Regions from separate parts of the Homo sapiens genome. Here region 2 is linked to region 1. Evidence: chromatin loops called from intact Hi-C (ENCODE). Cell type or tissue: B cell. All regions are shown on one strand. Each heading gives the region's core, and the rest is flanking DNA. Links, peaks and the distances in the headings are about the cores only.

Evidence for each region. A loop is a pair of places that touch in the nucleus more often than their neighbours do. Peaks named below come from ENCODE experiments on the same cell type or tissue, not always from the same donor. Only the 100,000 strongest peaks of a DNase experiment are listed, where the experiment ranks them.
Region 2: it touches region 1 in a loop (3-fold over the local background); 4 of 110 quality-filtered maps call a loop at or near these places.

Annotation. Positions count from the first base shown.
Region 1 is chr19:49,112,788-49,115,688 of GRCh38, forward strand. LIN7B (lin-7 cell polarity scaffold B) reads left to right here and starts at 1,583. Exons shown (of 6, transcript NM_022165.3): 1 at 1,583-1,654; 2 at 2,062-2,180; 3 at 2,473-2,544. The coding sequence starts at 1,618. RefSeq lists a silencer at 1,403-1,982. In B cell, for the core only: a CTCF peak has its summit at 1,500; a DNase peak (open chromatin) is centred at 1,544; H3K4me3 peaks cover 1,573 bases.
Region 2 is chr19:49,679,495-49,682,394 of GRCh38, forward strand. It overlaps PRMT1 (protein arginine methyltransferase 1), which reads left to right. Exons shown (of 11, transcript NM_001536.6): 2 at 378-431; 3 at 993-1,094; 4 at 2,416-2,571; 5 at 2,702-2,765. It overlaps MIR5088 (microRNA 5088), which reads left to right and starts at 2,623; the gene lies at 2,623-2,701. RefSeq lists silencers at 1,052-1,421, 1,268-1,432. In B cell, for the core only: CTCF peaks have their summits at 1,390 (motif pointing left) and 1,592; DNase peaks (open chromatin) are centred at 1,357 and 2,559; H3K27ac peaks cover 907 bases.

The DNA.
Region 1 (2,901 bases), core at 281-2,780:
TGCCCCAATATTCAAACATGCCTGCAGACCAGGTTGCTCTTTTGAGCCCTAGACCTAGATCGATAGTTTCTCCCCATGGATTCTGCATAGGCTCCTCAAATTCAAAATATCCAGTATCGGCCAGGCAAGGTGGCTCGCGCCTGTAATCCCAGCACTTTGGGAGGCTGAGGCAGGTGGATCACTTGAGGTCAGGAGTTCGAGACCAGCCTGGCCATCATGGTGAAACCCCATCTCTATGAAAAATACAAAAATTTGGCAGGTGTGGAGGTGCACACCTGTACTCTCAGCTACTCAGGAGGCTGAGGCAGGAGAATTGCTTGCACCCGGGAGGCAGAGGTTGCAATGAGCCGAGATCACGCCACTGCACTCGAGACTGGGCAACAGAGGGAAGACTGTGTCTCAAAAACAAAATATCCAGTATCCCTCTTTCAGTGTAGACCATCTTAAAAATGGCACCAAAGCACCTTAATACTGTCTTCTCCTGCACCTCCCAATCCCCTTATATAGCCAAGCACCAAGGCTTGTCTAGACATTTCCCACATCTGCCCACCCATCTTCTGTGCTTTGGCCCTGGTGCTAGCTGCCACCTGGATGGCTGTGGTAGCCTCGTAAGTTGCCCCGCTGCTTCTCCTCTTGTTCTTGTCCAAACCAGTCTCCACAGTGGCTACAGTGATTTTTTTTTTTTCAATAGATACGAGGTCTCACTATATTGCCTATGCTGGTCTTGAACTCCTGGGCTCAAGTAGTCTTGCTGCAGCCTCCCAAAGCGCTAGGATTACAGGTGTGAGCCACCGTGCCCGGCCCCAGTGATCTTAAAATACAAATTTGAGGCCCAACCTGGGCGACAGAGCGAGGCTCCGTCTCAAAAATAATAATAATAATAATATAATAATAATACAAATTTGAGTGTCATATTTTTCTCTTAGGAGTTTGCATGAAGCCCCAAATCCTCAAGGCGCATATGCCAACGCAGGAGCCCAGGCATAAACTATCCTGCCGACCTTTTCACCTCATCATCAACCAATCCTAACTCTGCTTCCAGCCACGTGGGCTCTTTCTGGGTGGTGGGGGTGACCCAAGCTCCACCTCTTGTTCATCTTACCTCCCAGGACTGTATGTCAATGTCCCTCCTCTAGGATTTCCTTCGTTTTCTAGATCATCACCTCCCCACTCTCAGCTCTCATCACAGCCGTAGTTGGTCGTCTACCTCCCCTATAGACTGGAAGCTTCGTTCGGGCCGTGGGCTTGGCTGTCCTGCTCACCACGGTGTCCATGACTTGGGCTCAGATGTTTCACAAGAGTTTGTTGAATGAATGTGGGGAAAGGATGGACAGGGGATAGACGGGTGTGGAGGGCAGGCAGACACGGATCCTGAAAGGTACACACAGACCGAACCTGCAGTGGGAGGGGTCGCCAACAGGACCGACTGGCCGGGGCGGAGGGCAGGGCGCGGCTGGCGCGCGGCAGGTGGTCGGAGCAGTCGGGCGAGGGAGAGCTGGGCGCTCTCCAGGCTGCGCCTCCGCAGGGGGCGCCCGTGGCCCGGGGCGTGGCCTCGCGCAGCCCCGCCCTCCTCGCCGGCGCCAGGGCAGGCGGGCGGCTGGCAGCTGTGGCGCCGACATGGCTGCGCTGGTGGAGCCGCTGGGGCTGGAGCGGGGTAAGCGTGCGCCAGGGGGCCCTGCCCACCCGGGCCGCGGCCTACATACCCAGCCCCCGGTCCCCGCCCTTCCCGGGTCAGGCCAGTGCGGGTGGGCCAGCGGACCCGGAGGGGGTGGGCGGGGCGGGCGCCGGGGCCGGGCGGTCGCTAGGTGTGGGAGGCTCCCTGGGCGCGGGCCGGGACGCTGGGCGCCCGCCTTACAACCCGGCCTGTGGAGGGGTCCCGGGGCCGCAGGGCCGCTGGTGGCAGTCTCTCCTGCGCCACCCTGGACTCTGCGGGGTGTCCGACTAGGCTTCGGCCGTCCTCCCCGGACTGTGCGCTCGGCCTCACTCCGCCGCTCTCCTTGCTTCTCTGCGTCTCGGGGTCTCTGACACTCGGGGTTTCTGCGCCCCGCCCCCGCCCCGCAGACGTGTCCCGGGCGGTTGAGCTCCTCGAGCGGCTCCAGCGCAGCGGGGAGCTGCCGCCGCAGAAGCTGCAGGCCCTCCAGCGAGTTCTGCAGAGCCGCTTCTGCTCCGCTATCCGAGAGGTGAGGGGCGCGCGGCGCAGGGGCGCGAGCTGGTGGCCGTCGTCCTCCTCCTCCTCCTCCTGCTTGTCCCGAGCCCGGAGACTACGCCTCCCGGCAGCTCCCGAGGCGGCCCGCCTTGGGGTGCCAACGCTTCAGCTCAGGGGTTCTTCGGGAGTTGTAGTTTTCTCGGCCTTCTGTTGCGGGGGCGGGGCGGATCCTTGCGTGGTAGCGGGAGAGGGTCTAGAGGCCTGAACTCCTGCGTCTAGGGCTGGAGGAGCTGGCGACTCCCTGATGCCGCTGCCTCCTCACCCAGGTGTATGAGCAGCTTTATGACACGCTGGACATCACCGGCAGCGCCGAGATCCGAGCCCATGCCACAGCCAAGGTGGGCCCCGCACCCCATTGCTCCTGGTGTCTATTTAACTGCCTAGTCGAACTCAATATCTCCTTCATGCCAGTCATTTCTGTTTCCTCCCTCATGATTTTTGCTAAATCTATGTGCCACCTTACTATTAGTAAATAATCGCACATTTTTAACTTAAATGTCATACTAAGGCATCTTTAGCAACTGCAAATGGAAACAGTATGGCATGGTTGGTAGAAGATAACCTTCAACATCTGTACAGTGCAAACCAGGAAACTCATGGCGCTCTGACCTCTCACTGCACAATAGTTAGATGCTGCTACCTCTTGCTGCTGTCCGGAGGCTCAGATCTCCCTCCAGGCCTGGCTTTCCTCTGTT
Region 2 (2,900 bases), core at 401-2,900, 570 kb after region 1:
GTGTCAGGAAGTGTCACCTAATCTGGAGGAGATTAGGTGATGAGAGGGAGCGACAGCTGGCGGTGGTGGGTGCCAATTCCCCTGGCCTGGATGGGGGAGGTGTGTGGTCAGCTGCCTGGCCAGAGAGGGGCAGCGTGGGGGTGGGCCACCATCTCTCCAGCCACAGCTGGGATAGGAGACCCCCCTTTCTTCTCCCCTCACTTTTCCCACCCTTTCTTAAACACCCCACCTCATTACTTGCCCCCTTCGCCACCACTCCCCACCAAGAAGGAGAATTGCTGGAAACCCACCCCCCGGCCAGAGCCCAGGTTCCGCCACCCAGCCCTCCCACAGCCACTCCCAGTAGCTAATCCTTTTTCCCTGTTACTCTCTCCTAGAATTTTGTAGCCACCTTGGCTAATGGGATGAGCCTCCAGCCGCCTCTTGAAGAAGTAAATATCCTTTTGTGAGACCCCTCCCCACCCTGACCTCCACATCAATATATCTTGCCACACATCTGGCCCTTTCTTGAGGTCTAACCATACCCCTCTTGCTTCAAACCAGTTTACCCCAGGCCCCCAGACACTTAGTAGCAACCCCTCCAGGTTCACAGCCCCCGCTGGCCTCCCCCAGTATCGCCGCTACTTCCTTAACTCCACCTCCAACCCCCCTTTGCCCTTCCCTGTGTCTGCCCCCATTTTCCTTCCCCTCCCCTCCCCAGCTGTGGGCTGAGCTAGAGACGGGGTCAGAGAGACTGGAGAGATGGTAGGCGTGGCTGAGGTATCGGGGTGCTCCCCTGGATGGTGCTCTGGGGGGGTCCTGGAAGTGGAAAATGGGGTTGTTAGGTTTTGGGGTTCCTGGGGGGGCAAGATGGCAGGCGGGGGCTGTAGGGTTGTCATGGTATGATTTTGGGGGTTCTATACTACTCTTCAGGGAAAAGTAGGGCGCTGGAGGTTTAAGAGGCTGTGGGGAGCCCCCAGATCTGACCCATGATCCCATCGGCCCCCTCCCAGGTGTCCTGTGGCCAGGCGGAAAGCAGTGAGAAGCCCAACGCTGAGGACATGACATCCAAAGATTACTACTTTGACTCCTACGCACACTTTGGCATCCACGAGGTCAGTGGGGACAGTCCCCAAGGCCCCAATCTTAGGGGGGCTTAAATGTTGGGGAAGGGGTGGAACCTGTTTTCCCACGCATGCGCACTGCTTCCCCTGGCCGCAGGCCGCCCCCCTGCCCCTCTGCTGCGCACTTCCTAGGGTCGCCTCGCCAAGCCGTTGCCTTGGAGACCGAGGTTAGCCTGAATCTCTGCAGGGGCCTCGCGCCGAAGGCTGGGGTGGGAGAGCGCATGCGTGCCTGGGGCCTTAGCCAGAGGTCGGGCAGGGCCCACTGGTCTCTGCCGCCCTCTAGTGACCGGCGGTGGGACTGCGCCCCGGCTGCTCCCGCCCTAACAGCTTCTGCACACTTCAGATCTGACTGAAGACACTGAAATCCCAGAACGAAGCTGGGGTGGCATTCTAAGGAATTTTCTTTTCCCCCTGAGGCCTTTTTCATAAAATTGTGGCAAAATATGCATAAAATTGCCATTTTTTATTTTTAGAGACGGTCTCGCTCTGTCGCCCAGGCTAGAGTGCATTGGTGCAATCATGGCTCACTGCAGCCTCGACCTCCCCGGCTCAGGTGATCCCCCCACTTCCACTTTCGGAGTAGCTGGGACCACAGGCGCGCGCCACCACGCCCAGCTGATGTTCTTATTTTTCTGTAGAGATAATCTTGCCTTGTTGCCCAGGCTGGTCTCAAACTCTTGGGATCAAGTGATCCTCCGGCTTTGGCCTCCTGAGGTGCTGGGATTACAGGCGTGAGCCACCGCTCCCAGCCTGAGGACTTTTAAAAGCCAGGGTTCACTGGTTCTTAGGTAGCAGTGGTGAAGTCCGGCCAAGATTGGAGTTTAGACCATCTAATCTGATTTTTTAAAAAGGGAAACTGGCTGGGCGCAGTGGTTCACGCCTGTAATCCCAGCACTTTAGGGGGCTGAGGTGGGTGGATCACCTGAGGTCAGGAGTTGAAGACCAACCTGGGCAATATGGTGAAACCCCATCTGTATGAAAAATACAAAAATTAGCCGGGCATGGTGGTGTGCACCTATAATCTCAGCTACTTGGGAGGCTGAGGCAGGAGAATCACTTGAACCCAGGAGGCGGAGGTTGCAGTGAGCTGAGATTGCACCATTGCACTCCAGCCTGGGCAACAGAGTGAGATTCCATCTCAAAAAATAAAATAAAATAAAAATAAATAAATGAATAAATATAAAAGGGAAACTGAGGTGCATGGAAGAAAGCGAGAGGGCCGAGCTCTGGCCCTCCGAGCTCTCAGGACACGCTGTTCTCCAGCTGGGGATATGGGGCCCCTCACGGCGTCTCTGTGCCATTCTTGCCCTAGGAGATGCTGAAGGACGAGGTGCGCACCCTCACTTACCGCAACTCCATGTTTCATAACCGGCACCTCTTCAAGGACAAGGTGGTGCTGGACGTCGGCTCGGGCACCGGCATCCTCTGCATGTTTGCTGCCAAGGCCGGGGCCCGCAAGGTCATCGGGGTGAGTCTCCAGGGTGGCCAGGCGGGGCCGGGCCTGAGGGATGGAGGGGAGCCCATCAGGGCTCAGGGATTGGATGGAGGTGATGGGGGCAGGGGATGGGTCTCACCCTCCCTTCTTCCTGGGCCCTCAGATCGAGTGTTCCAGTATCTCTGATTATGCGGTGAAGATCGTCAAAGCCAACAAGTTAGACCACGGTGAGCCCAGAAAGAGGATGGGTTTGTGGGAGTGGAGGGGGTGATGCCCTGCTTCCCCAGGGCCCTCTGAAGAGCAGTGGGGTCTACAGATGACCACAGATTCAGCAGCTCCCAACCCATGGTCTTTTGGGCTGC